Linked DNA regions of Homo sapiens: region 2 is linked to region 1. A link is a loop called in an ENCODE intact Hi-C map of the cell type or tissue named here. Cell type or tissue: PC-3. All regions are shown on one strand. Each heading gives the region's core, and the rest is flanking DNA. Links, peaks and the distances in the headings are about the cores only. Region 1 has its middle 79 kb from the start of MIR1324. Region 2 has its middle 21 kb from the start of MIR4444-2.

What was found. A loop is a pair of places that touch in the nucleus more often than their neighbours do. Peaks named below come from ENCODE experiments on the same cell type or tissue, not always from the same donor. Only the 100,000 strongest peaks of a DNase experiment are listed, where the experiment ranks them.
Region 2: it touches region 1 in a loop (25-fold over the local background); 6 of 110 quality-filtered maps call a loop at or near these places.

The regions. Positions count from the first base shown.
Region 1 is chr3:75,544,154-75,559,768 of GRCh38, reverse strand. No RefSeq gene overlaps it. Among named protein-coding and RNA genes, the nearest start is that of MIR1324, 79 kb to the left of the region's middle. In PC-3, for the core only: CTCF peaks have their summits at 7,263 and 7,468 (motif pointing right); a DNase peak (open chromatin) is centred at 7,458.
Region 2 is chr3:75,185,270-75,200,884 of GRCh38, reverse strand. No RefSeq gene overlaps it. Among named protein-coding and RNA genes, the nearest start is that of MIR4444-2, 21 kb to the left of the region's middle. In PC-3, for the core only: CTCF peaks have their summits at 8,424 and 8,624 (motif pointing left); no DNase peak of the experiment used is centred there.

The DNA.
Region 1 (15,615 bases), core at 5,264-10,263:
GGGTGATAATAAGGAGAATGTCAGCAAATTACATGTGAGCAAAAGAATCTATATCATGATTAAGTTCAAGGGAAAGTACTATGCCTGGATGTGCACGTAGGCCAGATTTATCTTTCTCTCCAACCAAACATCTCAGTGGAGTAAAGAGTAACAAGGCAGTATTACTGTAAACATGTCTCACCTGCCGCCACAGGGCAACTTTTCTCCTATCTCAGAGTTGAACAAATGTACAGTCGGGTTTTACACCGAGACATTCAGTTCCCAGGGGCAAGAAGGAGATAGTGACCTTCCTCCATCTCACCTGCAAGAGGCTTTCCTCTTTTACTAATCCACCTCAGCACAGACCCTTTACGGGTGTCGGGCTGGGGGACAGTCAGGTCTTTCTCATCCCACAAGGCCATATTTCAGACTATCACATGGGGAGGAACTTTAGACAATACACTGCTTTCAAGGGCAGAGGTCCCTGCAGCTTTCCACAGTGCATTGTGCCCCTGGTTTATTGAGACTAGAGAATGGCAATGACCTTTACCAAGTATACTGCTTGTAAGTATTTTGTTAACAAGGCACGTCCTACCCAGCCCTAGGTCCCTTAAACCTTGATTTTATACAACACATGTTTTTGTGAGCTCCAAGTTGGGCCAAAGTGCCTGGGTCAAAGTGGCTGGGGCAAAGCTACAAATCAACAACATCTCAGCAAAGCAACTGTTTAAAGTACAGGTCTTTTTCAAAATGGAGTCTCTTATGTCTTTCCTTTCTGCATAGACACAGTGACAGTCTGATCCCTCTTTCTTTTCTCTACATTTCCCCCTTTTCTTTTTGACAACACCGCCATCGTCATCATGGCCCGTTCTCGCTGGTCGCTGTTTCTCCGTAGCTGCTGGATACACCTGTAGACTAACAATAGAGAGGACAGACATACAAGGATTAATGCAAAATTTGCAATAGTGGAATTTCCAATAGTTTTAATCCAAGTGACAGGCTTAAGATTTGTGAGGCTATTAACAACTTTTACCATTGCCTTAGTTTCTGGCACCAGATTTAACTGGGCTTTTGATGTTTTAAAAATTTGTTTTTTCAATCTAGAAATATCTAAGGTAAGATTATCTTCTTTTCCCTGTAGATGGTGTCTAACCATGTCCCAGTGATGTTCAGATTCGTTATAGACTTGAGGTGTAATACAAAAATCTGACATATTCCAGTCACACTGTAACTGAAAAAGATATTCCAAGCTCATGAGCCTATCTCCCATTCAAATAACAGTTTGTCTAAGATCATTAATTTGATTTGTCAATTTTTGATCTATTTGAGTCTGAGAATTCCACACTTTTGAGGAATTCTTTTGCCATTTATTCACATATTCTGCAGTTTGAACAGAGGAGTGTAAAGCAATTCCAGCAGCCACAGCAGTAGCTGTGACTGCAATAAGACCTATAATCACTGCAATCAAAGTAAAAATGAATTTTTTAGATCTGGTTAGAACTCCTTTTAATACTTTTGTTAAGATGTGTACAGATGGAGAAGCTTCCCACGGTCGGTCCATGGACACAGGGATCCACACACCTTTTCTTGCCCTTACTAACAGAATACGATGCTGCCAATCAAAAGTTGAATCAATGCAAGTAAACAATCTACAATTTTCACAGGTTATAGTTTGGGAATCTGGTTTAATAACTATGTTTCCTACAACTAGCATATAAGGGGGTTTTACACAACTTTGCAAAGGAATTGTCAGATTGGAATTTAGGTTAAGAGTATAATATGGCTTATGATTTTTTGTTCCCATAACTTGATTTTCAGACCAAATTCTAGTGTGGTATGAGGCCACAGTAAGCTTCTATAATTCTGGGTGTTCAGGAACAACAACAGGACTAACTAACTTTGGTCGGGGTGATGAAATCCCCATTTCACCCCATTTCCATGGATAGGGTCATTCTAGCCTTCTATAAACTTGGTCTAGTTTTTTAGTTAAATCACTATTATAGGCTGGATTAGGGGGCCAGACAGATAGAGCCTGTGAACACGAGTGGGTCTGGCCCATACAATCATAATATAACTGGCCTCGAGGGGCCCAGTCTATAATAGTTCCAAACTTATTGTTTTGTAGTACCACTGCAGTATCAGCCACACATTCTTCCTAAACTAAGACTTTTGGGTCTTTTGATTCTTTTGGAATTTCCTCGGGGCATGGTTTCCCTTTAGGCCTAAATTTTAATGATCTTTGATAGGAAGAATTTTGTAAATTATTTATTTGTGACCCGAGTGACATTCCACTTATCACATGATAAGTAAATTTACTGGTGCCACTGACAGTAGGTACTTCTACCAACCAATTTTGGATAGTAGGCATTAAGCATCCTGGTGCTTTTCCCAAGCAAATAGGAGGATAATGATACCCAATGGAAATGTTTATCATCATTCCTTCTTCTTCAGGTTGGGCAGGGCCACGGTTATCTGTGGGGCCTGGTACCCATACACTGTTATTAACATATATTTCAATAGGATTATCTATCCAAGTGACTGCCCGAATTAAGGGTGGGAAAGGCACATAGGCCCAGTAAGTATAGTTAGCTCTAGCGGCTCCCACAGACGTAGGGAGACTTACCACTGTTGATACAATCATTAAAGCTGCAAGCAGCATATTCTCTGGAGTTTGTGTTACCCTTGTGTTTTCCAGGCTTTTTTTAGCTAACTGTGTCAGCTTCTTTAGCTGGGCCCAGGTCGGCAGCTCCACCTTTTTGGTGGATGGCAATTTCATCTGTTTTTCTGATATTACCATTTTATTCATCCTGCGAGTCGATGATGTTCGATTGTGGGTTTTTTGTCTCTGCAGAGGCGCCTTCCTTTGTATCTCTGATGGGTTCATTGTAGAACTTCAAATGTCTAGTGGGTACCCAAACAGGAAGCTGATTTTCTCCTGGTGAAACACAAGTAAAACCTCTCCCCCATGTTATCACTCTACCTATTTCCCATGTTTTATTTTTGTTATTTTCCCACCAAATCAGTTTTTCCTCATGTGGGCTGTTCTTTTTACCGGTAAAATGTTATTCTGCAGGAGTAGTGGTTTGATTTCTATATATATTTAAAAAATTTAAAGTACAGAGTGCTATATTAAGTTGCATCTGAGGAGTGTTATACTGTTTACTGTCTTTTTCCTTTTTTTGTTTAACCAATTGAGCTTTGAGTGTTCTATTAGTTCTTTCAACTATGGCCTGTCCTTGGGAATTATAAGGGATTCCTGTTGTATGTGCAATTTTCCATGGATTTAAAAATTTTTGAAATGCTTTACTACAATATCCTGGCCCATTATCTGTTTTAATTTTTTTTGGAACTCCCATGACTGCAAAACAAGATAATAAATGTCTTTTAACATGGGAAGTACTTTCTCCTGTCTGACAGGTTGCCCATATGAAATGTGAATAAGTATCAATGTTACATGGACAAATGACAATTTTCCAAATGAAGGTACATGTGTAACATCCATTTGCCATAGTGCATCAGGACATAAACCTCTGGGATTAACTCCTGCCTCTTGAGTGGGCAGGTGTAAGACTTGACACTGAGCACAATGTTGTACAATATTTTTTGCTTGTTTCCATGTGATATCAAATTTGTTTTTTAATCCTGTTACATTTACATGAGTCAGGATATGAAGTTCTTGTGCTTCCATGAAGGCAGATGATACTAGCAAATCAGCTTGTTCATTTGCCTTAGTTAAAGGCCCTGGTAAATTAGTATGTGCTCGAATGTGACTAATATAAAATGAGAACTTTCTTTTTTCACAGTTTGTTGTAACAATTTAAACAGCTGATTTAACTGATCATCCATACTATATTTGATTAGAGCTGTCTCAATATCCTTGGTAGCCTGTACTACATATGTAGAATCCGAAACAATGTTAATAGGCTGATTAAAATCTTGTAACACTGAAATGACAGCAACCAATTCTGCTCTTTGAGCTAAGTGATATTGAGTTTCAATGACTCGTTCTTTTGGTCCAGTGTAAGCCTCTTTTCCATTGCTGGAACCATCAGTAAACACTGTCAGAAGATTTTCTAAAGGTTTATGTCTGGTAATTTTAGGTAAAATCCAAGTAGTCAATTTTAAAAACTGGAAGATTTTTGCTTTTGTGTAATGATTATCAGTAATTTCCACAAAATCAGCAAGACCAATCTGCCATGCACCAGAATTGATAAAGGCTTGTCTAACCTGTTCCTTATTTAAAGGAACAATGATTTTATCTGGGTCACTTCCACACAATTTTACTATTCGTAATCTTGCCTGATTACGAATTCGTAAACTTGCCTGATTACGAATTCGTAATCTTGCCTGATCAAATGTAGCCATTTGATCTAAGTACAATGTAAAAGTCTTAATTGTACTGTGAGGAAGGAATGACCACTCTACAAGATCTGTATCTTGAACAATAATGCCTGTTGGAGAATGTGCAGTAACAAAAATTAAAAGTTGGAGTGGGGCTGAGTGATCTATTCTATTTACTTGTGCTGACTGATTTTTTTTCTTCAACTAATTTAATTTTTTTATTTGCCTCTGGGGTTAATATTCTTTTACTATTCAAGTCTGGATCCCCTCTCAAGATAGAGAACAAGTTTGACATGGCATAAGTAGGGATGCCTAAAGTTGGCCGAATCCAATTAATATCTCCTATCAATTTTTGAAAGCCATTTAATGTTCTTAATGTGTCTTTTCTTATTTCTACTTTTTGTGGTTTAATGTTTCTTTCCTCTACTTGCATTCTCAAATAATGAAAAGGAGTGGAGGTCTGAATCTTAGTAGATGCTATTGTCAGGCCTGCGTTTGCAACGTCTGCTTGCAGAAATGTGTAACAGTCAATTAATTTGTCTCTTGTTTCTGCAGCACACAAAATATCATCAACACAATGAATGATATAACAGTCTGAAAACTTGTCTCTAACTGGTTGAAGAACTTGAGCTACAAAAGTCTGACAAATAGTTGGACTATTAACCATTCCCTGAGGCAACACCTTCCACTGAAATCTGGTGGCTGGTTCTTTATTATTTATAGCTGGTATAGTAAAATCAAATTTTTCAAAATCCTGTTTTGCCAGAGGAGTGGTAAAAAAGCAATCCTTCAGATCAATTATAATTAAAGGCCAATCTTTGGGAATCATGGCTGGAGAGGGCAGCCCAGGTTGGAGAGGCCCCATGGATTGAATTACTGCATTAACGGCTCTTAAATCAGTTAGCATGTGCCATCTGCATGATTTTTTCTGAATTACAAACACAGGAGAATTCCAAGGCGAAAATGATGGCTCAATATGTCCCTTTTCTAATTGTTCCTTTGCCAATAAGTGTAAAGCCTCCAGCTTTTGTTTTGGTAGTGGCCACTGATTTACCCATACAGGCTTTTCTATTTTCCAAGTTAATGGAATGGGTTTTGGAGGCTCTACAGTGGCCACTCCTGAAAAGGATACTCTAATCCCTTTTTTTCTGTATTTTCTTTAGCCTCAATTGGAACTTTAATGCCTTCTCCATTTTTCCCTAGTCCTTTGCCAGGGAGATATCCCATTTTAGTCATAATTTTTTGACTAGTGGCGCTGTATAGGGAGACTGGAATAGTAATCTCTGAATGCCACTGTTCTAATATGTCTCGGCCCCATAAATTAATTGGAATAGAAGTAATCATAGGCTGAACTGTACTCTCTTGATTATCAGGTCCCAGACAATGTAAAATTTTGGCACTTTGATACACTTCTGAGGCAGTGCCCACACCAACAAGTCCTGCAACGGGCTTTTGTTTAGGCCAATTTTTTGGCCATTGATTTAAGGCAATGATAAAAACATCAGCCCCAGTATCCACTAATCCTTCAAACTGCTTTCCCTGAATAGTAACTGTACACAAGGGTCTATTCTCTGAGAGCTGACTAGCCCAATAAACAGCTTTTCCAGCAGGGTTGGTACTTCCAAACCCTTCTGTTCTTTCTGTTTTGCTATCTCCAATTTTAATATAAGGCAAGAGCAGTAATTGAGCAATTCTCTCACCTGGATTGGCACTCCAGGGAACAGTAGAGCTGATCACTAACTGAATTTCCCCTTTATAATCTGAATCAATTACCCCAGTATGAATTTGGACTCCCTTTAAATTTAGACTTGATCTTCCTAAAATAAGGCCTACCATCCCTTCTGGCAGCGGGCCATATACCCCTGTAGGAATCTTTTGCGGAGGCTCTCCAGGGAGTAAAGAAATAATCTGAGTGAACATAAATCTACTGCAGCACTGCCTGCTGTGGCGGGGGATAACTCTTGTATTGTTGTAATTGGCTGATTTCCTGAAATGGTGGTATTTACTGTGGGGGTTGTTGTCCCTGAAAACCCTGAGGAACAAATGGCTGAATCGGGAATGCCCCACTTTGTTGTGGGGCCTGGGGCTGGCCCCTCTTCCCGTTTCCCGACAATGGTTGTCCATTTTTATCAAATTTAGAACAACATTCCTTAGCCCAACGTTTTCCTTTTCCACATCTTGGACACAGGCCAGGTGCCTCCTTTTTTTTGCTCTGTTTATTTAAGCCTGGACAATTTTTTAGATGACCGATTTGACCACAGTTATAACAGTTTCCCCCCAAATGTTTTAACTTGTCCTCCTAAAGCAACCCCTGTAATTGCTTGAGCCATTAACATTGCTTTATGCATAGCTCTTCCAATCCCATCACAAGCCTTCACATATTCTGTAATTACATCAACTCCTGCTGAAACCTTTTCTTTTAATGGCTTTATAGCCGATTGACATTCTGGATTTGCATTTTGATAAGCCATTATTTCTACAATAACTTTTCGGGCGTTATTATCTGCAATGCATTTTTGAGCTGCATCTTGCAACCTTGCCACAAAGTCTGGATATGGCTCTTTAGAGCCTTGTCTGATTGAACTAAAAGAAGGGCAGGAGGTTCCTGGGTCCTGAATCTTCTCCCAGGCCCTGAGGTAAATAGCCCTTAGTTGTTCAATAGCCTCATTCTGCATTACTGATTGTTGGTTAATAGTGACCCAATTTGGACCTGTTCCTAGCAACTGATCTGCATCTATATAACCAACAGGATTAATAGCCTGATTTTTCCATACCTGTTCTTGTACCCCATCAATCCACCAGGTTTTAAACTGTAGATACTGAGAGGGTGAGAGGGAAGATTTAACCAAAATTTCCCAATCTTAAGGAATAAGTCTATTTCCATGAGCAATGGAATCTAATAATGTTCTCATATAAGGACAGTTGGGTCCATATTGTTTAAATCCTTCCTTTAAATTTTTTAACATTTTCATGGTGAAAGATTCATATCTAGCCTCAGTTCAGACAGATGCTCCTGTTTGACTCCCTTTTCTGGCCGGTATGGGTTGTAAAATTACCGGATACTGCCATGCCTCAAGATCTCCCTGTTTTCTGGCTGTAGCAATGGTCTCATGCAGTGCACCATCTTGTCCACTAGGTGGTGCTGTAGGATCAAACGCCATCGCCGTGGGTTGTTGATATAGTGTCTTGCTATTTAGCACAGGACGCACCACCTGAGATCCATACTGAACCTCTGGAGACGGCCGATACTGAAATTCGGCTGGCGGCTGGTGTTGATAAACTACCGATGGTTGGGTTTTATTTTCTACTGCCTGCTATTGTGGATACTGTGCCTGGATTAGCATTTGAGATTGTGATGTCACAGGTATCTGAACCGCGGGAGAAGGAGATGGTGGCCATCATGGTCTAAACTCTGATGGCCCAAATAATTCTGGACCTCCTTTCCCCAATTTTGATGTTTCAGGATATATTGCTTCCTGTAACTGATTATAGTCAACATTTTGCATTGACTGAGCTATTACAGGCTGTACTGCATTTTTACAATGTGGACTTTCCATTCCTTTCTTAAACTCTGTTCCTGCCTCTTCTTCACAATCTATTACACAGCTTTCAGGGGCATCAAAGACTGAAATGCTATCTTCTTCTATTTGAAATGGTTCTAAAGTTGCTTTAGTAATGGCCCAATCATTCCATACTGTAAGTGGGATGATTTTACCTTCCCGAGTTGCTTGTTTTAGTCCTTTGCCAATTTTTTCCCAATCTTTTAAATCTAAAGTTCCCTGTTCTGGAAACCATGGGCAGAATTGTTCTACTGTTTGAAATAGCGTAACTAAATTTTCTGTAGAAGCTTTAACTCCCCCTCTTCTTAAGAGAATTTTGATGAAGCTGAGATAAGAGGCATATTTACTTTCAGTTTGCCCCATTGTTACCCTGGATTCCTCCGAGCGCACAAGCTTACTGCAAGGCTGACTGTGGACGTACTCGGGAATCTCTTGTCGGCTGTCCTCAATGCTCATGTTCTTATCGTACCTTTACCCTAGAGAAAGGCCCCACATTGGGCGCCAGATGAAGGGGTGGCCTGCCCCTCCACCCCTGTGGGTATTTCTAGTCGGGTAGGATGAGAGACGAAGAAAAGTTTTGTACTAACCTCCCTTGTACTAACCCCCTTTCCCTGGCCTCTTCCAGCTTGTCTTCTTCTCTCCCAGTAGTTTCTTCATGAAGAGGCCATGTGCTAAATTCCATGAGATATTTCACACTCAAAGAAGGCTTCTTTTATACTCTTTTGATAATTTGTCTGGGAATCACTGTCTCAATTTATAAGGGAGTTTGTAATAAATACAGTAAAAGAGAAACACACAAAGTATTTTGAGATATCAGAGAAGGGAGAAACCAATTCTATTAATATTTGGGGTTAGCAGGGAAGGCTTAGTTAAGAGGTGACATTTGAACTAAGCCTTGAAATAAGAGAAGGATTTGGACATGCAGTAATGGGGAGAGAGTAGAAGCAAGACATGATGGTTAATGTTATGTATCAATTTGACTGGGTTGTGGGGTGCCCAGATATTTGGCTACACATTAGTCTGGGTGTGTCTCTGAGGTATTCTGGATGAAGATAACATTTAATTGGTAGACTGAATAAAGCAGATTGTCCTCCCCAATATGGGTGAGCCTCATCCAATCCACTGAAGGCCTGAACAAAACAAAAAGGTGGAGTCACAGAGAATTTGCTCTTTTTTCCTGATTATATTTGAGCTGGGACATCAATCTTTTCCTGACTTTAGATGTGGACTCGAGTTGGAACTATATCATTGGCTGTCCTGGGTCTCCAGCTTGCTGGCTGCAGACTCCAGGACTCCTTAGCCTCCATAACCATGTGAGCCATCCCTTACAACAAATCAATCTGTCTCTATGTGTATAGCTCTACCTCTATCTCTCTGCTCTTTCTCTGGAGAACCTAGAGTAATACACAAGGTTATATTAGAGAAGAGGATGACCCAAGGAAAAGTGTGGAGGCAGAAAAGTGCAAAGAGGTTTTGGGAAGACTGGGGTCCTGATGGGGAGTTTGGATTTCACTGTGTGTAGCATGGAGAATCCTTGAAAATATTCAAGAGGTGAAAATTGTATTCGTGGAAGAACACCAGGAGTATGTGAAAAGAAAAACACTCACTCCATTTTGACTCCACTGAAGGGGGCATCAAAGGGATGCACTGGGGACATGGGTTGGAGGGTCATTGAGGCCATATCTGGAGGATCCTTACTTCTAGGCTGAGTCTGAAGTTATCTTTCTGGGGAGTGGGAGATTACAAATCTTTGAGCTCCACTGAAGAGATGGTTTTGCTAACAATGACAGGGCGATGGTTGTGGTGGTGGTGGTGGTGGGAAAATGGTATCATGAATTCTAACTGGGCTTCTGTTATTCTAGCTGAGAAAGTTTGGTAATGGACTTTCAGTAGAATAATACAGATCTGGGAATCAACTGCATGGAGGAGGTAGTTATAGGTGATGAGATGGCTCAGGGACAAAGTTTGGTAGAAGGAGAAAAGATACTAGGCTGGTACAAAAATAATTGCTATGATTGCCATTACTTTTAATGGCAAAATCCACAATTACTTTTGCACCAACCTAATAGGGTGCAAACTTCGGAGCCATCTGCATCAGAGGGATTGATGAAGATCAACAAAGTTTGGGAACACAGGAAAGGAGCGGGGAGGGTAATGACTTGAGGGCATAGCAGGGATAATCAAGGTTTTTCTTGTTAGCATGTGGAGACTTAAGCATGATTATATATTAAACGCCTGGCACATACATCGTGAAAAATATTTATGAGTGAAATGACAAGTGAAGGTGGTGAGTCATGGGAGTTCCAAGGGAATGGGTGATAAAGGGAGGTCTCAAATGAGACACAAGTGGAGAAGGTAGCTTGGGAAAGGAGAAGGATGTTTCTCCTTATAAGATGGGAAAGGCAGAGGAAGAGGGTCAAGATACAGTGATCTAGGGGTGAGATGGAAGTGAGTTGAGAGAACTCAACTCTGGGCTCTGAAACCCCTAGGGATGGGTTTGGGGGGCTTTGAGATATGGAAGAGGTTAAAAGTCAATTGTTATAGCAAATATGGTTTGGAATTTATTTGTGATGCTTAAAAATATTGCTGAACAGAAGTGAAGTCTATCCTAGAGTTGGATGGTGAGATTATTTAGTGGAACTACAAGATCCATGATGTGATTCTCTCCAGTATCATTCAGCAGCCCTTAGGCAGTTGCGAGGCAAGTCATCAATGGGGTATGGAGATTTTCCAGGTGGGTGTGGTTGAAAGCAGGGAAGAACGAGTTTAGGAGCACATTACAAGAAGAAGGTGACTGTAAGGTCCAGGCTGAGCAGGAAGGTAAAGCAAGAAGGAAACATGAGGTTGTGAAGAGAAGTTTAGAGGGATGAGGAGGCAGGAGAGGTGAACAGTTGCGGGATGTAGCTAGAGTGGCGATGTTAGATCTTGGGGCCAGAGAGCTTTACAGTGATTATGAAGATCAAAGGGCATTAGAATCAAGCTATAAAGAGCCACTGTTTGATGTTGGGATGTGAGGATGCTGCAGGTGGATGTCTGCACATTGATGGTGAGAACATGGTCACCCTGGCCCTGCTGGGTCTTTGCTAAAGAAAGTGTGCTCTGTTCTTGGGGCCATTTTCATCACCTGATTAGAGCAGTGGTCCCCAAATGGTGTTCTTTGGACCATCTGTATAAAATGTTCATAGGTCAAGGATAAAATGGAAAAACAGAGAAAATGTCACAGAAATGTGCCCATTGGTGAAAGACCACCAGCTGTCCTTTTTGGAGGATTGTTCTGTATTCTAAAAATGTATATATTCTATTCTTTTAAAACATTTTTGTATTTGCATTTTTTTCCCTTTTATGAAATGCCATGGGGTAGAAATTTGTAATGTATCCAATTCTCCTGTCTGCATGCATTGCCCTGTGGTGGGGGAGGGGTTGTGGCTAGTTCTGGCCAAGAGGCTGGGGGCAGAGGTGTAGTGTGAGACTTCTAGCCTAGGGCATTTAATTCTTAGTACAAGACTCTCTAGCATTCTTCTCCCTCTGTTCCCTGCTTGGTGATACTCGAGGTAATGCAACCCCCATTAGCCTTAGTCTTAGGGCAAGTTTGATGGAAAACAGAGCACCCCTTACCTCCCTGCAGATGTAACATGACTGAGAAAAACAACTTCTGATGTTTGAAGTTACCAAGATTTAGGAGTTGTTTGTTATTGCAGCAAAACCTCACCTATTCTGACCAATCATGGTGGAATTTGTGTGTGTGTGTGTGTGTGTGTGTGTGTGTGTGTGTGTGTGTGTGTGTGTGAAACTGGTAGTTTAAAAAAGTTCCTTCTTACCAAAAAGAAAAAAAAATTGCAACCTTATGTTGGTTCTCAAATTAAAAAAATATTTTTACTGGTTTATAAAATAGAAAAATCTGAGAATCTGTAGCTTAGAGAACTATAGTGTGGATGTCTATAAAGACCAGGTTATTTTATCAGCTCCTAACACCCCTTAATAGAAGCTTAGCCAAAACTTGGACTATTTCAGTCTTTCCCATTCCACATTCCATGGACTCTTGAAGAGACATTGATGAAACGGTGCAGCCATGAACCACCCTCACTCAATCCTAGTGGCAGAATCCCCCTTTTACTGCAGAATGAGCTTCTTGCTACAGTGATACTTGAACCCCTTAGATATATCCTGTACTAATTATATTAAAACACGACCAATGATTTTGCTTTGTTGTCCCCCAAATTCAACAAATTAATCATGAGAACCCAAAGAATTGGATTTAGTGTAACTGATTCCAAAGTGTCAGTAAGAACATAATTAGGTTATAATTTTCTCCAGTTCAAATAAAAGAAAATTGGCAATAAAATGCTGATCGATATGTGTAGCTCAGGAGGTAGAGCCTGCTTTGAGATGCAGAAGTGTTTGTTTTTTTTAGATCTATATTCTTGAGTAAAGAAAAAATCCATCTCTCTTTCCTAGAGGGGAAGACTTTCAGAGATGGGCTTGGCAACAGCCTGACTATCAGAGGCTGAATTAAACAAATAGGTACCTCCCTGGAGTGAATGGTGCATTTCTCGTGTTTGGGGAACCGTGCTTTTATGGTGGAGTTTGCTTTCTGTCTTGGTCTCCGGATGTGTGTATCTGTGGGTGGATGTCTGCATGTAAATGGCAGTGTATACCTGTGTGGGTGTGTAAAAAATTCCCATGTGAATCTCAGCTTTGTGGGGATCTCCAGGTCTTGAGCCCAGCAGATGCCATTTGAAGAAAAATCACTTGAAAATGAGACAGAAAGAATGGAAACTAAATCCTAGCTCTAAAGACACCAGGCTGATTAAAAAAAAAAAAAAACTCTGGATCTTCTTTGTTTTGGACTCTACCTACCTCCAGATGACATTTCTGTTTCCTATGAGATGATTAGAATGAAAGAGATCCTGAGCACGAAAGAGCAGACAGTGTGTGATTGTGTGTATGTCAGGGTGTCAGCTGTGACACTGCTGACATTTTGGCTCAGCAATTTCTCTGTTCTATGTGTGGGGGTTCCCTGTGCATTTTAGGATGTTGAGCGGCATCCCTGGATCCCTGGACTCACTGGATGCAGTAACACAACTCCCCCCAAGTAGAGACAAACCCCAGCGTCTCCAGATATTGCCTAATGTCCCCATAGGGCAAAATAGCCCCATCTGAGAACTGCTGCTTTCATAAAGTACAATGTCAGGTGAAATAGGTGGAGGCTGTTTGTAGTCAGGGGTTAGTAGAGATGGAAGAGACCCCAGGAATATCCTGGAAGGGGCTGCAATATTTTGTTTCTTGAATTGGGTGTCGGTAATATGGAGATGTTCAGGTTTGTTGTTGTTGTTGTTGTTGTTGTTGTTGTTTTGAGGCAGGATCTTGCTCTGTCACCCAGGCTGGAGCACAGTGGCACCATCATGGCTCACTGCTGCCTCTGCCTCCTGGGCTCAAGCAGTCCTCCCACCTCAGCCCTCCTGAGTAGCTGGAACTACAGGCATGTGCCATCACTGTTGCCTAATTTTTGTATTTATTTATTTTTTGTAGAGAGGGGGGTCTCACTACGTTGCCCAGGCTGGTCTCGAGCTCCTGGGCTCAAGCAATCTGCTCACCTTGGCCTCCCCAAGTGCTGGGATGACAGGCATGAGCCACTGCTTCTGGGCAGTATGTTTGGTTTTTAAGAAAAGTACTGTGTTGACCTCTTCTGTGTGCACATTTCTTTAAGTAATAATTCAATAAAGCATTTAGAAAAATTGGTCATAATAGGAGTGATTTGTAGAGTGATTGGAATGAAAGCTGATCACCTTAATTTGAACTACTCTGAAATGAGCACCAGGGGCCACCAAGAGGAGCCTTTCAAGGTGTCATAGCCAAGGAGAGGACTGTGTTGTGTACACCTCTGCATAAAGGATTTGCTGGTTACATGCAAGGATGAGGCCTCCTTCTGAGGACAGAGGCAGCAAAGCAATTGGAAGCCCAAAGCATTGAGATTTCTAAATGGACTTTGCTAAAATCTTGTGGATGACTCATGCTCTTAACATACACCCATGTACATATTGTCCATATAAACATTAATTCTGTAACAAGGCCCACACATAAGGGTTTTTTTTTTCTTTTGAGACAGTCTTGCTTTATTGCCCAGGCTAGAGTACAGTGGCATAATTGTGACTCACTGCAACCTCTGCCTCCTGGGTTCAAGCAATGCTTGTGCCTCAGCCCCCCGAGTAGCTGGGACTACAGATGCACACCACCATGCCTGGCTAATTTCTGTATTTTTAGTAGAGACAGGGTTTCACCACGTTGGCCAGGCTGGTCTCAAACTCCTGGCCTCAAGTGATCTGCCCACCTCAGCCTCCTAAAGTGTTGGGATTACAGGTGTGAGCCACTGCGCCTGGGACCACTCATAAGGTTTGAGTTGAGATAGAGAAACTCTGGCAGGACTGAGGAATTTGGCCACAGTCTCTGGGAAATATGCACAATTTCTGGAATCTTCTCTACTTCCAGAGTTCCCACTTTCTATCTGTCTCCTATTTATTCAACAAACTTGTATGGAACCACAGTGAGTCTAGAACTTGCCAGGTGTGGAGGATAAAAAGATGACTGAGGTTGGGCATGGTGGCTCATGCCTGTAATCCCAGCACTTTGGGAGGCCAAGGCAGGCGGATCACTTGAGGGCAGGAGTTTGAGCACAGCCTGGCCAACGTGATGAAATGTCTCTACTAAAAATACAAAACTTAGCCAGGCATGGTGGCATGCACATGTAGTCCCAGCTACTTGGGAAGCTGAGGCAGGAGAATTGCTTGAACCCAGGAGGCAGATGTTGCAGTGAGCTGAGATCACACCGCTGCATTCCAGCCTGGGAGACAGAGCGAGATTCCATGTCAAAAAAAAAGATGACTGGGATAGAGACTCCATCAGAGTTGACTCTAACACAAACTTGGTAAGAGCCCAAGGCCTGGCTGGGCAAGCACCTTGATCAGCTTCATCCTGCAGCCTCTACTAGAGTGAAGAGCACTCTTTTCTTTACCCATGAAAATGTTTTGTGCTTCGTACCTACAAGTACAATTTGTGTTAATTCTGCAAAATTTGCCGTATAACTGTTCCTGTATTCTTAGCATTTTTCCTTTGAGAGATTTTTCATCACATTATCTTTGGGCTATGTGGAATTGGAAATTTACTTAGAGTCAACAACAACTTCAGGAAAGTCAGTTCTTAGTCAAGAGTTAGGTTTTCAAAGACAGTGGATAAAATAAAAAATCTAGTACAGTCAAGATTATACGTGCAAATCCCCTCATCATTCATAAAGTTTAGCAGTCAGTCTTACCGTGGCTCACCAGGTCCAATCCATACTTCTTCCTCCATGATTGGAGCAGAGGGTGATTTTTTTTATGAGCAACTGATGAAGTCATTTAGAGACCATTTGCAGTAGGAACCGTGTGTACTAGAGTCCAATCAATGTGCCCTCATAGCACCATTTCTGCCTCTTTCCCTCTTTGTTCTTGCCAAGTACCCACAGTTCATTTTCCACAGATTAAAAGAGCCCAAGTTGGACCTATACCTAGGAGCACAATTGCTGCGTCATTTGGTAACTCTATGTAGAATTGTTTGGGAAGTTGTTAAAGTGTTTCTCACAGTGGCTACACCATTTTAATTCCTTCCAGCAGTGTATGAAGGTTCTAGTTTCTCTGCATCCTCACCAACACTTGTTATTTTCTGTATTTTTTTTTTTTTTTTGAGACAAAGTCTTGCTCTG
Region 2 (15,615 bases), core at 6,209-11,208, 360 kb after region 1:
CAGAGGAGAATAATAACATATATATGCATATAAGATTTGCTTTATTTTGTAAATATGCATACATACTTTCAACAATCAAGGATAGATGAAAATGGTCTTAAAATATGCACCTATTAGACTAAGTTGCTCATTAAGTAAAAAAAGTTCAAGTGTATGCTTAAAGGCAAGGTAGTGGGAGAAAGAGATGATTAATCCTTTAAATAGTGTGTAAAACCATTTGGATACATCCAATAATTCTCAGTACAATTAAATATAGAAATAAAATTTCCCATTTTGTGGAATGTTTTCTTTATCCCCTTCTCCACGGCAATCTACAGAAAGTCATACACATATTTTCATCCAGGTGTCCTGTGGTTTATGTACCTCATCTTAGCAGATGCCTTGCCAATAATAAATTAAAGGAAGACTTTATTGCCTCTCATTTCTCTGACATTATTAGGCTTGTCACAGGTCTGGATACAGCATTTTATGAGACATACTAAATCTTTCTTGGTGTTTTGTTACATGTAACTCTATTTCTTTGCCATCAATAACTTCTTAAAGCACACCCAGACACACAGACACACACACACACACGCATATTTATCGTTAGAGAAAAAAATTTCAAAGCCTGCACTTATGGAGCTTGTTTATAGCACTACACTGAAATCTAATGGAAAAAAAATCTATCTTTGATCATGTCAAAATTGCTAGTTGAAAGCCAATTGTTTCTATGAAAATGCAAATAATTCAATCACATATATTATCCTCTTTCCCTTAAAATTTAATGAACATAAACATTTATAATTCTTAGGGGGTTTTCACTTCTACTATTAGATATTTTGGGACCTAAAAAAAGAACAAAGAGGATGCATTTCCCTTTGAAAAGATAATTGTTCAAAAAGTGGCGGAAGATATTCTCCTTTAGTACTGTACCCAAGCAAAATGACGTGGAACAAGATCTGTGTCAACCTTTAACTTGCAAAATGCATGTTTCCATTCAAGGATCGGAGTACTTTTATGACACTTGGGATATAAATTCTTAAGTAGACTCAAGAGGACCAAAAGATTCTAAATCCTGTCAATTTGTGATTATTCTATTGTGACATCTCCAAGATAGTTGCTTTCCTAATTCTTTATCTCAGCTTATTCAATTCGTTGCTTTATTATTTACATTTTTACTTTATTAGATGATTGATAAAAACAGAATCCATCAGTTTCTTTTTTTCGAGGTCTCCTAGTACACTTATACCATGATCCGTGCATTGAAAATCTAATGAGATGTTCCATAATTCCTTAGGATGGAGCTGCTCATTCACAGCTGTACTGCATTACCTGGCACAAGTGGGCTTCAATAAGGGTATTCTTTTCTTATGAAGAAATTCATCCTTAGGAAGGGTATTAGTCAAGGTTTTCCAGATAAACATAAACAGAATCCCATTTTATATATACATATATATATGTATGTATATATGTCCTATGTATTATATAGAAGTAACAGAATCCTATTTTTATGTACATATTTATTAAAAGTAATGGGAAAACTGTAATTACTTTTGCACCAACCTAATATAACATATATTATATATAATATGTTATGTATTATATAATATATAGTGTACATTACATATTATTATGTATATGTAATATATAATATATAACATATTATTTTGTATACTATATATTGTATATATATTTTGTATTATATACTGTAATATATCCTATTATATAAATACATACATCTATGTAATATATCCTACTACTATGATATAAATTTATCTATATTTACCTTATTATTCATTATTATAAAAATTATAAAAAATAAGTTATTGGCCAGGCATGGTGGCTCACACCTGTAACCCCAGCACTTCGGGAGGCTGAGGCTGGAGGATTGCTTGAGCCCAAGACAATACAGGGAGAATCCTGTCTCTACAAAATATAAAAATAAAAGTAAATTACCCGGCTGCAGCGGCGCATGCCTGTAGTCCGAGCTATTCAAGAGGCTGAGGTGGGAAGATCGTTTGAGCCTGGAAGTCAAGGATGCAATGAGCCCTGATGGCACCACAGCACTACAGCCTGGGCAACAGATGGAGGCTCTGTCTCAAAAAAATATTATTATAATTTATAAATTATTATGAGATTGGCTCATGAGATTATGGAGACTGAGAAGTCCCAGGATCTGTATTCCGCAGGCTAAGATCCAGGAGAGCCAGTGGGTATAGTTCCAGTTCCATTCTTAAGACCTGAAAACTAAGAAAGCTGATGATGTAAGTTCAAGTTCGAGTCAGAGGCAGGAAGCAGAAGACCAATGTCTCAGCTCTAAGGCAGTCAGGCAGAGAAAGAGAATTCTCCCTCACTCAGGCTTTTTGTTCTATTCACGACTCCAACAGAGGATAAGGCTCATCTACACTAGGGAGGGTGATCTGTTTTACTCAGTTTACCCATTCAAATGTTAACCTCATCCAAAAACACCCTCATAGACACACCCACAATTATGTTTTACCAAATATCTGGGTGCTCTGAGGCCCAGTGAAGTTGCTGTATATAACTGACTATCATAAGAAGCATACACTGTAGTAGAAGAAATCAATGTATAAGGACACAGGTTTTTGGATCACACATATCTGGGTTCAAATACTTGAATATCAGATTCCTTCACTTCTTTTTATCTGTAAAACTTTAGTCAGGTTAACTGACATCTAAATCTCAGTTTCCTAATCTACAAATTGAGCTAATAATGCCCGGAAGACTTTAGTGGGGATTAAATAAGACAATGTTTCAAAAGCACTTAGCAGAAAACTTGCACTCACCTGTTAGTGTCGGCTTCGTAAAATAAGTAGTTAAGGGAAAACAGAGATGAGTAGGAATCTTGCCTTTGCCAATTTCATCTATGGCTTTGAGCAAGTTACTGGATCTTCCTAAACTTCCATACCTCTTTTGTAGGTACTATTACTGAAATAAGATAGTTCCATCAAAGTGCTTATACAGTTTCCTGCTTAATTGTTGTTGTTTTCCATTTCTGTCTATTATAAATAAAGCTGCTAAAGATATTTGCGTGTAAGTCATTGGGTAGATATAGGTTCCACTTCTCTAAGGTAAATACAAATGATTGGGTTGTTGGGTCATATGGCAAGTGTATAGTTAACAATTTAAGAAAATGCCAAACTGTTTTCCAAAGTAGTTGTAAAATTTTACACTCCCAGCAGCAATATCTGGAAGGTACAAGGGCTTCATATCCTTCACAACACTTGGTATGGTCAATCTTTTACATCTAAGTCATGAAAATGAATATGTAGTAGCAACTCTTCCAAGTTTTCATCTTCGTATTTCTGAAGATCAAGGACATTGAGCCTTTTTTCATGCGTTTATTTCCTATTCACATATCTTGTTTTATCTCTTGCTCAATATTTTTATCATGCTGCTTTTCTTCTTGATATAGAGTTGTAAGAGTTCTTTGTACATTCTGTATACAAACCTTTTATCAGAGATATTTTTCTAAGTAGCTTCTCCCAGTCCCTGGCTTGCTCTTTCATTTTGTTAGAAATGTCTTTCAAAGAGCAAAAGTTTTTAATTTCGATGAACTCTCAAATTATCCATAGGCTTATTCTATGATTCATTCTTTTTGTGCCATATCTAAAACTCTTTGTGTGACCTTTCATAATTTAAGAGTAAGCTTTTATGTTTAGGCCTACTATTCATTTCTTACTAATTTTTATATGTGAAATGACACAAAAGTCTAAGTTCATTTTGTCCTATATGTATATCCAATTTTTCTAGCAATATTTGTAGATGGACTACCTTTTATTTGATGAATTTTCTTAACAATGTTGCTGAAAATCAGTTGACCATGTATGTGTGGATCTATTTTGGACTCTCTGTTTCGTTCCATTAATCTGCTACGCAAACACTACATGGCATAGATGAATGTAGTTTTCTTTTGCTATAGTTTTGCCTGTTTCTAAAATTTTATGTAAGTGGATTATATATTATGCATTATGAAGTCTTTTGTTTCTGACTTATTTTACTTAGCATTATGCTTTTGGGGGTAATAATCCATGTAGTTGCATGTGTCAGTAATTTGTTCCTTTAAATTTCTGGATATACCACATGTTGTTTATTAGTTCTAAAACTTTTAGATACCCTTCTTATTTTCAAATTCCCCCATGATGGCTGAAGGGATGTGAAGATAATAGAAAAAGGCAAAACAGGTTTCTTAATTTCTAGAAACTGTGCTATAGGAAGTAATCTCAGAAATCATATAATAATCAAAAAAGTGCTGTTGGACAACAGTAAAAATTGAGTTTGTGTATATTGAGTTGAATGAATCTTCAGTGAATTCTGTTTTCAAGGTATTGTGTATGTTTTCAGTGAAAGTTTGGTTAAAGAGTGAGAGTAAATTATATAAACCATAAACATCTAATACTGACACAACTACCAATTTTGACACTCTTACTCTTTCGTCCCTTGTGACAATCAAATATTTCATGTTATCATTTTCGTTCTGCCTGAAAAAAATCCTTTAACAGCTCTGATAGTGCAGATCTGCTAGTGATGAAACTTCTTAGCTTTTGTTTAACTGAAAATGTCTTTATATTGTTTTCATTTTAAAAATATACATTAACTATTTAAAAAACTCTAGATTAACGTCTCTTTCTTTCCCTCATTTTTTAAAAGTGCCTCTTTATTATTTTCTGGCTTGCATAGTTTCTGATGAGAAGTCTTCTGTCATTCTTATTTTTGTTTTTCTTTTTGTCTTTGTCTTTTTTCCCTTCGGCTGCTTTTAAAAAATGTTTCTTTTTTAATCACTTGCTTTTAGCAGTTTAATTTTTGAACCTCAAATATCTGAGACAGTTCTCAGTTTAGGACGTTTATTTTGCCAAAGTTAAGGATGCGTGCCCATGACACAGCTTCTGGAAGTCCTGATGGCATGTGCCCATGGGGGTCTGATCACAACTTGGCTTTATACATTTTAGGATGACATGAGACATCAATCATTATACGAAAGATGAACATTGGTTTGGTCGGGAAAGGCAGTACAACTCAAAGTCAAGGCAGAACAACGTGAAATAGGGAGGGGCTTCCAGGCGATGGGTAGATAAGAGACAAATGGTTGTATTCTTTTGAGTTTCTGATTAGCCTTTCCAAAGGAGGCAAATCATATATGCATTTGTCTCAGTGAGCAGAGGGATGACTTTGAATAGAATGGGAGGCAGGTTTGCCCTAAGCAGTTCCCAGCTCGACTATTCCCTGTAGCTTAGTGATTTTAGGGCCCCAAGATCTATTTTCCTTTCATAGATTCTTATGCATATTATTGTTCTGTTCTTTACCTTTCCTCTACTTGGGTTTGTTAAAATTCTTCCAACTGTGATTTTTGTTTTCATTAGATCTGAGAATATTTTTGTTAGTGTTCATAGGTCCTTAGGCTCTCATATAATAGAAGTTGACATGAAGCCAAGCAAGTTTCCCAGACAAAGCTTTATTAGGGGGTTATGCTGGAACACAAGGGAGACAGTACTGGAGCAAAATTTCTCCAGCCGGCTCCCAGAGGGGAGTGCATTGCAGTGTCTTAAGGAGGTGACATTAATAATTCAAGAAGTAGGTGAGCATCACTACATGTATGGGGTGGAGTGCAGGATGCTCAGGTGTAGTAAGGGATCATGCTAACACATACATCACATGAGCAGAAAATGGCAGATAAGAACCCCCTTGGCAGAGGTTTTAGTGTTATAATGAGGTGAGGGGTAAAGATCGGTCATTCTTCTGGTCTTGTGCACTGCAGATGATAAAGTTACTTTCCCTGAGTAAGACTTATGATGGAACACTGCTTATCTTAGTTTCTTCAAGGTCCAATGGTCATCAGTCAGGAAATGGAAAAAGAAAGAAAAGGAAAAGAAATATATTAGTAAAGGGTGGGGCCAAGTCCCTTCTCTACTCTGTCTCATTTGTACTATTATTTTTTCTTGTCTTTCCTTTCAACTGACTTCCCTATTTTGGGGTCTCTAATGACACATTTATTAGAAAGACTGACATTACCCTACAGCTTCCTGAAGTTCTGCATCTTTTTTTTTGTTCACTCCTTTTTCTCAGTGTTTTATTTTGGATATTTTCAATTGCTAGACCTTGAAGGCCACTTATCTTTTCTTTCTTGGTGTCTATCCTTCTGATAATCACATCCAGTGTGATTTCCAAATTTTTAATATTGAACCATTCATTTCTAGAAGTTCATTTTGGCCTTTGTAATGTCTGTATTTCTCTTTTCATTGTAGTTATCTTATTTTTCAAATCTCTGAATATACCTTTAGATTTACAATAACTGTCTCAAGGTTTTTGGGTACAACACCATCATTTGGGTCTATTTTTGCAGACTGCTCCTTTGCATGTCTGGTAATTTTTAGTTTAATATTGAATAGTGTTAATTTTGTGTTGTCTTTTGTCTTTTGGTATTGGATTTTGTCTTTCCACAGAAGTAACTACTTGTGGATTAACCTTATGATCCTTTTGAAGCTTTCATTCAAGGCACATTATGGCAGGTCCAGAGCACACTTTAATCTGGGACTGATTTTGCCTTGCTACTAAGGTGTATCCCTTTAGAAAACTTTATCAATTTTTCTGTCTATTACAAGGTCTTTCTGTTTTGACTGGTGGAAATGCAAATATTCCCAGCCCTTTGTGAGCTTTGTGAATTGTTCAGCCTAAGGTTTTCCAGTTGTTCTTTCCTCGGTTTGGGGAAATGTCATCCTACTCATACACAGATTAGTTTCCAGCCAAAAACTCAAGGGGACTCTGTGTGCAAATCCCCAGAGCTCTCTCTCCCTGTGCAGATTTTTCTTATCCAAACTCAGCTCTCTCTCCTCTCAGCCAAATAAGATTGCCAGAATTTGTTCCCCTCCCTACACTGTGGCTTGAATAATTTCCTCCAGGCAATAAGCTGGGTCAGTCATATCTCATTTGATTTTCTTCTTTCAATCACCATAGTCACGCGCTGGCTGTAGTCTGGCACCTAAAATCAGTGTTTCGTATATCTCTTTCCAGTTTTGTAGTTATTTAAAGTGGAAGAGTAATTTTGTTGTAATTGGTTTTCATTAGCAGTTGCAGAAGTATTGTTGCAAGTACTTATTAATAAAATAATTAAAATATAAAAGGTAAACAGAACTTTTCCATTTTGCTTCCATTTTTTTCCTCTTCCCTCCCCAGTAGCAATTGTTCTCATGAATGTGGTGCATAAAAGTAAATATGTCATTCTTTCAGGCAGACGAGAAAAGAGGGCTTGATATTGTGAAATATCTACAGGGTCTTCATCCCTGTTTCTTGGCACACAACTCCTGAAATCCTTGGAATCTCCAAAGTGATATCTTTTTGTATGCCAATGATGGATGGATGGCCAGCAGCCCCTCAGCTTTGAGATGGGGACTGGTCACCAGAAAGACAAAGGCAGGGTCCCCAACCTTCTGGGAAGAAAGGGGCCAATAGCCAGTGGTTTAATCAATCATGCCTAGGTAGTAAGTCCTCCCTAAAAGCCCTAAAAGGATAGGGCTCAGAAACTTTCATATAATTAGACACATGGCGGTTCCTGGAGGGTGGCATACCCAGAGAGGGCTGGGAAACTCCATGTTCCTTCCCCCATAGCTTGCTCTATGCATCCCTTCATCTGTTTCCTTTGTAATATTCTTTATAATAAACTGGTAAACATAGGTGTTTCCCTGAATTCTGTGAGCCACTCCAGCAAATTAACCAGAGAGCCTGTCGTGGGAACCCCAACTTGAAGCTGGTTGGTCAGAAGTTCTGGAGGCCAAACCTGTGACTAGTTTCTGAAGGGGGGCAGTCTTGTGGGACTGAGCCCTCAACCCGTGGGATCTGATGCTATCTCCAGGTAGAGAGTGTCAAGATGAAATTGTAGGACCCAACTGGTGTCTGCTGCAGAATGAATTGCTTGCTTGGTGGTGGGGCAAAACCCCCCCAACACACATTTGGTCCCAGAAGTCTTCTGTCTGTGTTAGTTGCTGTTGTTGAGTGTGGCATGAGAGCAGTGGAAAATACAATTTCAGTTCTTTCCTCAAACAGAGGGAATTTAGTTTTAAGGTCATTAGGTTTAGAAAACAGTGTTTGACTAGAAGATTGCATCGGTGTGGATTCAAAGGTAAAGAGAAAGAGTAATTTGGACAAGAATTATTTACTAAATGAGAAATTTAAGTAATAAGGGACTGGCTACTAGGAAGTGAAAATAACGCTCAACAATATAAGGGTAGCAGATAGAAGGAGCAGCTGCCAACCCTTGGGCTGAGATAGAGCAGCCACAGGAAAGCAGCTCCCCTACCCCACCACTCGCCACACACGGCTGGGATCCAGACCTGCGGGAGAGAGAGCTGTGGCTCACTGAATGAAAGAGGGGCTGGCAGAACTTGCTGAAACCTGCCTTCTTCTGGAATTTGCCAGACATTCTTCCACTAGGTTGGCAGTGAAATCTGTTCTCAGGAATGAGTCTCATTGGAGACACTCCAGTATAAACCCACTAGAAGCAGAGACAGAGGGGCTGGTGGATGCCGCTTACCACCACGCATCATAGTTGGGGGGCACCAAAGAAGCTACAAGTGCTGCAGAAGCTGGTGAACCATCACCAATATCAGGAAACAAAATCCTGCTGTGTCTCTCTGGCGCCCTCTACTGACAAGCCTTAACATTGTGTCAGTTGGCAAAGAAAAATAAAGGGCTCAGATCCATTTCACAGAGCAGGCAAAAAGATGGATTTGGAGCTGAGAGGCAATAAATAAATAAGTGACACGAGGATGAGGATAAAATGTCAGATTCATTACTAGATATTTATTTTATTTTAATGTTACCGAAGATAGCCTCATTTAGCCAAATCAAGCAGTGGAACCAAGAAAAATTAGGTCCCCACTTCTAACTTGTTACACTTGAATGTGAATATGCCAATTAGGAGTGAGCCCCCACATCTGAGGGAGCAATCCACAGGAAAAGGCTAAACAAAGAACAGAGAAAATATGTGAAAAAAGACAGCCCCAGAGAATAGCTGGAACTCTGCTTACCCTGCTTAACTGAATGATGCTATGACCTGTGATTCTAGTCCTTGACTTTTCCCCTTGAACTTGGATTCTGGAATTGGGGAAGACAAAAACAAAATTGGTTCATTAAATATCAGTGGTCAAATGAGGCTGTAAATATTTAAGTGTTTCCCATCCATAGTGATATGAGGTGGAAAAATGATAGTATCCTGTTTTGAAATCTTGGAGATAGATAAGGAGAATCTGAGAAGAACTGGGGCTTAGTACTGCAGCCCTTCCCCACTCCAAAATAATGGATCACAAGGAATTTTTAATTGCACTTGTCTACATGAATGGATTGGTTAGGGAAATAAGCTGTTTATACTGCTGAAAAAGTGAGGCCTTTCCCTGAACTCCCGAGAACTATGGAAAAACATTAAAACCACACTAAATACACAGTTTGCCAAATACCAAAAGGGCAAATAATAAAATCAGTATTGAACCAAGTATGAGATTAAAACAAATATCATCATCATAAAATAAAGTTCTGAGAATCAAAATTAAATCCTAAGGGTTTTTTGAAAAAAACTCAATTATTAATAAAATTCGCTGTTGAGTATTTCATCAGTAAGATTTTAATTGTGTGACATTAGATGACAGAAATAAACATTCTTTGGAGTCCTCTATATTAAACAGTAGGTCACTTGCCCCTGGGGTTGTTGAAGGTATCTATATTTTTTGGCTATCACTGCTGGTATTTATGTTGTCATCTAATCATTCAGCTCTCCTTTACCTAAATAAAAGGCACTTACTGTGGTAGATTAATGCGAGGACATTTTCTCTTCCAATTCTGCACTAAAAGATTTAGTCAGTATTAAAACTGAAATCCCATTGAAACAGTCTCACAAACCAACCATTTTTGTACTACTTGAAGAAAGTGCTTTTAGCATATTTTCCAAAGCTGACTCAAGGCGGCGTCCTTCATTTTTTTTTTTTTAATTGTAACATTCTTTTGAAGTACTTGCTGTTTCTCACAATCCCTTGAGACAATTTTGTCTTTACCTTTCATATAGGAGAAATTTGGCAAAGTAGCAATGTTGGCTTTCTAGAAAACAAGGTCATTCTAGAAATACATTTCCTTCCACATTGTTTACATATCAATTACAGTATCTTCCCAGGAGGACAATGAGAGGAGAATCTTTAGAGCAGAAGGCATAAAAAAGTGTTAGCCACAATATTTTTGTCACTTCTAGGATCAGAATATTGTTGGCAATGTGCAAGTTGAGAGATGACAAATGATGTTGAAGTCGTCAGTGGGCTTGTTCTTGAACTAGTCTTGGAGAGATGGTACTCAGGGTTCTCAAGTTTTTTAAGCAGCCTGTCCAAAGCCTCTAGACAGGTGGCCTGGAAAGCACAGAACTTAGCTGAATTTCATGACCTCTGAGACAGGGACCCTGAACGGTTTGGATCCCCACCCAAATCTCATGCCAAATTGTAATCCCCAATGTTGAAGGTGCAGCCTGTGATACTGTCCTCACCACAGTGAGTGAGTTCTCGTGAGATCTAGTTGTTTAAAAGTGCAGCATCTTCTGCCTCTCTCTCTTGCTCCTACTCTGGCCATGTGATGTATGTGCTTCCCCTTCGCCTTTTGCCGTGATTGTACATTTCCTGAGGCCTCCCCAGAAGCCGAGCAGATGCCAGAATCATACTTCCTGTACAGCCTGTGGAACCATAAGCCAATAAAACTTCTTTTCTTTATAAATTGTCCAGTCTCAGGTATTTCTTTATAGCAGTGTGAGAACAGACTAATACAGACCCCCTTATTCCTCCAGTCAAACTGACTCAAGGTGAGCAAAATATCATTTCTTTCTAGGGCTAACCAATCTATTCTTGTTAACCTGAATTTTCTGGAAAATCTGCAATGTCTTTTTCAGTCCTCTTACTTCTTTTTTGCAAAAACACACAGATTTGTCTATCCCCATCAAAGCTTTTCATTTATCTCAGCACCTCACCATCTCCTTTACTATGTCTCCTTCTTCTATTTGTCCTTCCATGTCTCAAATATGTGGTTTATATTCCTCACTACTCAATATTTTCCTCTCTAATTTAGTTTCCATCATTGCCCCTCTGCTAAAGATAAGCTCAACAATTTGTTAATTCCTTTGAGTCACTTTTCTTTAATGTTAGTCTTGGAGGTGGAGTGGAGACCTTACTATGCCATTACATTGTTTTTGCTTAAATGAATATTTTACACCAGATTTGCATGACACCATAGCGAGAGAATTCCTTTTCTTTCTTTTTTAAAGAGGCTCAACCTCTTTTGATTAATAGCTTGCCCTCAATTAGCACATAATACGTAAATTCATGAAAATTACAAAAGCAGAAGAGAAAACATTATCTGAACTAAGAATTTACCCATTTTATTGTCTTTTGAAAATCTTAGTTAGTATTACGTCACTTAATTTAGAAAAAAAGTTACTCTAAAATGATATAAATATTAAATCTTAATGAACCCAAGAAATGAATTCCTTTACATAATAGAGGTATAAAATATTAATTTAAATGTCAAATTTGACCCCTTTCACTATTCTGAGACTCTGGCAAGGGAATTCAACATACACATGAAGACTGGTACAAATCTATGCTGTCTGAAAGCTGTTAAGGAAGCATTATCTGTCTCTGATGGACTCCACACAGAATTCACCATAATAGCTGTTCAAGCGCATTCCACCCTCCTCAATACAAAGCAGGGGAATTACACTGCGGCTAGATGTTAACCCATGGAGCTCGGTGCATTTTAGCTTCTCAGGGAGCTCCAGCTGCAGTTGCACAGGCAGGAATAAAAGACAACAACAAAAAAAGAGAGAGGAGCCATAAGTTCCTGGTAGTTTTGGGGGCATCTATTTGCTGCCCTCTGGAGAACTAAGAAATGATATCCAACAAGGTCTCCTTGAGGCAAAAAGAAAGGCATGTGTCCAATTTAGTACGCTCGTAGTTATTGGCATGGGTATATCTGGGATCCTTGAGGTAAGTGCATAAAAGATGCATGAGGGATGATTGTAGCAGTCATTTCAAAAGGAGGAGAATTCTGGGGGCCAAGCTTCCCAGAAGGAAATGTGGCTGGCGATTTGACAGTAACATGGAACCAGAGGCATAGCAGGTACTAGCAGCAGTAGTCAAACTGACAAGAAGAGGAAAGTACGGCACAACATGTGGGAAAAAAGAGCTTCCTAAAGATGGGGAAATAATTAAGTGATCTAGCTACTGAGAACTGTGTGTGAAGAGAGTATCTTGCAAGCGGATAATTTTGCAAAGCAGAAGATGTAGATAGGGTATATGTTGCTTACAAAACAGACCCTTGGATTGGATTTGGCTTTCCTTTTATATGCTGCTACGCATACACTAAAATTTTTACTTTTTCTTTTTCTTTTTTTCTTTTTTTGAGATAGAGTCTCGCTCTGTCACCAGGCTGGAGTGCAATGGTGCGATCTCAGCTCACTGAAACCTCCGCTCCCCCAGGTTCAAGCCATTCTCCTGTCTCAGCCTCCCCAAAATTTTTACTTTTTGAATAACATTTGTATGTCTTGCAATCAGAAGTAACAAGCTCCTACTATGTACTTTATTTTTGGTCATAAGGAATGACGCCTTAAAGAAATAGAACTTATAGAATCTTGAGAAAATCTAGATTAAAAAAACTGGTCAAGTCCCCAGGGTATTTATGATCATCAATAATATTAAAGATTTTCTGAACACCTCCTGTGGCAGGTCAGGTCTCACTAATGCAAGCCTCCATAACAACTGTTTCAGGACTGACTGAGAGGTTAAGTTAAATATTAAAAACCAGTGTCCTTACACAAAGGTTGGGATGTAAAAAAAGCCCATCAAGAATTTTGGCTAGGACTTTCCTGGGCTTTAAAGCATAACACAATAACAAAATAATTCTTAATAGGACCATTTAGGATTAAACCAGTTTTATTGTGGGTCTAAAGAAACTCCCCAGGCCTCCACAAACAAGCTTATTAGGGGTCTGAAGGAACTCCCTAAACCTCTGTGATTTAGCAGGAGACAAGATAAGTGTAATCACCCCAGCACCTGGACCCATTTAGACTAAGTAAATTTACTAAGGCTCCAGAGGAAAGTCTTCAGGACTCAGACCTTAGTTACAGATTAAAAGATTTATACATCTTTGGATAAATGCACACTTAAATGTATAGCTTAGAAAGTATATAAGCTCTAGAAAACTTTGTAATTTTCAGTCGGTCTGGTGATAATTTCCAGGCCTTCCCCCTGTATATAGTTGCAGAAATAGGAACTCTCTTCCTCCCCAGTTCGTCTGCATCTCATTATTGGTCCACGAGAAAGAGTAGCCTGACCCTCACTTTGGCCGGGGAACATTAGTACATAAAAGGGGTTGTGTTTCTTTGAATACTACCACTTATTGGGTGCTTTTATGTGCCAGGCACTGTTCTAAATCCTTTATATGAATCATCTTGTTTAATCTTCACAATGGCTACACAATGTAAGAACAATTCTTCTCCCATTATACAGAGGAAGAAACTGAGGTTTAGAAAAGTTAAGTAACTTGCGCAAGATCAAATAGTTAATATATGGTAGTGAGTGGTTAAACACAGGCATTTCTTCTGTGATGCCTGAGTACCTATGAAGAGGGGATGTAACAGTGAATCGTACCACCTTGGCTTCTGGCTTTATAGCTTTCACCATCTTTGGGGGTGGAAGACGGCGAAAGTGAGAGGCAGAATGCTGAACTCAGTGTTGAAAGGCTAAAGAAAGCTTCCTAGAGGACATGCTAGCCTAATTAAAGATTTGAAGGATGAAAGGGAGCTGGCCAATTGAAGAGAAAACTTATGAACTTCTCAGAAACACAAAAACAGAAAGTGTACAAACCCAGATGTGAAAGAGAACATGGCACATTTATAACTAGAGTCTGAATTGCTTGTGGCAACAGATGAAGCGGGAGACATACAGTGCTGACAATCAAACAGGCCTTGCATACCATATTGAAGAATGAATCAATAGGAGAAGTGTGGAAGAAAGAACTCACTCTTCTAGGGGATTTTAACCCCCTGGCCTACCTGGGCTACATTTCAGAGTATGAATACATTTGCAAATAGGAGAATTTTGAAATAGTTTGGCCTGTTAGTCTTTGAGAGATCATGGGATGTAAGACAATTACCCCAAGCCTAAATATCAGTAAACTCACCATTTGAAAGTGGGACAGATGTATTCTAAAAATTGGATAGACTGATCTTGGTCTCAGCTGACTCAGTGCCAAGTACCAGAGGAAAAAGTAAACACTTTTTGATCACTTGAATGGAACAAAATTCTAGAATAAATTATTCATGAGATTTTTTTTTGTGGGCACGTCAAGAAAGGGTGAGATAGTGAGAATATATTTACTTTTTTAAAAAAATGTAATGAATATCTTGTATGTACAAGGAATTGTGCTGGATTTGGAGGAGAAGAATACAAAAGGCCAATAATAATAGTTACCATTTATTGTGTGCTTGCCAGATGCTTGGCGGTCTTCCAAACCTTCATTTATTCATACGACTCTTATAATCCAGTGAAATTAAGTCCTATAGCATTCATTTTATAAACTGACACTCAGAGTGTAACTTCTTCAAGGTCACATCCCTAATAAATATGCGGGCTGGAATTTTGTTTTTTGGGGGTGGGGTCAACACGGCACCATTACTACTTTTGCCTGAGGCTGTTTCACAGAATCTTTTTCTTTCTATGATTTCAGGATAGAATTTGGTAACTAGTGTTACATGTGATATGTTAGGTGAAAATAAAATGCACTTTTTTCGGGAGATTGCATCAGTCTGGTTTGGTGGCTTCCTCTAAAAAGGTGACTTCACAGACCCAGCAAAACCCAGTTGGGTGCCAGGTGCAATGATTTTTACAAATTTCCCTTGAGTGCTGGTTGTCCAGACACTCCAGTATTTCAGACTAGAGTTGCTAGTGTGTGTTTCTATAATTTCCAACTACTGCTTCTGGTTTCTGGACCATTCATGTAAGCTTTGGACCAGTTAGCTTTTGCTTTAAAACACATCACTCTCAAGCATAAACAAACACCATTTTATTTAGCTCACAATTCTTTGAAGGCAGTGCTCAAGTTCATCTGGTCTGGGCCAGAGTGACTGATCACTGCTGGGTGTCCTCATGCATCTGCAGTCAGGTAGTGGATTGGCAGGCAGCTGGATGATGGTGGCTGGTCTCACAGGTGGAAGACTCTCTAACAGGGTGTCTAAGTTCTTTCTCCCACCAGTCTAGCTTAGGTTTCTTTGCAAGGCAGTTGCAGGGTTGCAAAAAGCAGCAAGAAAGGGCAAGTTCCGTTGTTCAAAAAGACTTCAAATATCTGCTTGCATCACATTTGATATTGTACCAATGGCCAAAACAAGTCACATGACTAAGCCCAGTCTCACTATCGGCGGGTGTATCCAAGGAGGTGAGAGAGTATCCAGGGCCATGTTACAGTGATGACAAGAATGTGGCCATTTTCAGAAATCACACAAGTCCTGATTCCCATATTATATCCCTATTCCTGTATTTGTAGTGACCCTATCTTCCTTGCTGAAACTTGGTTATTATAGAATTAATAATTAAGTCAAGA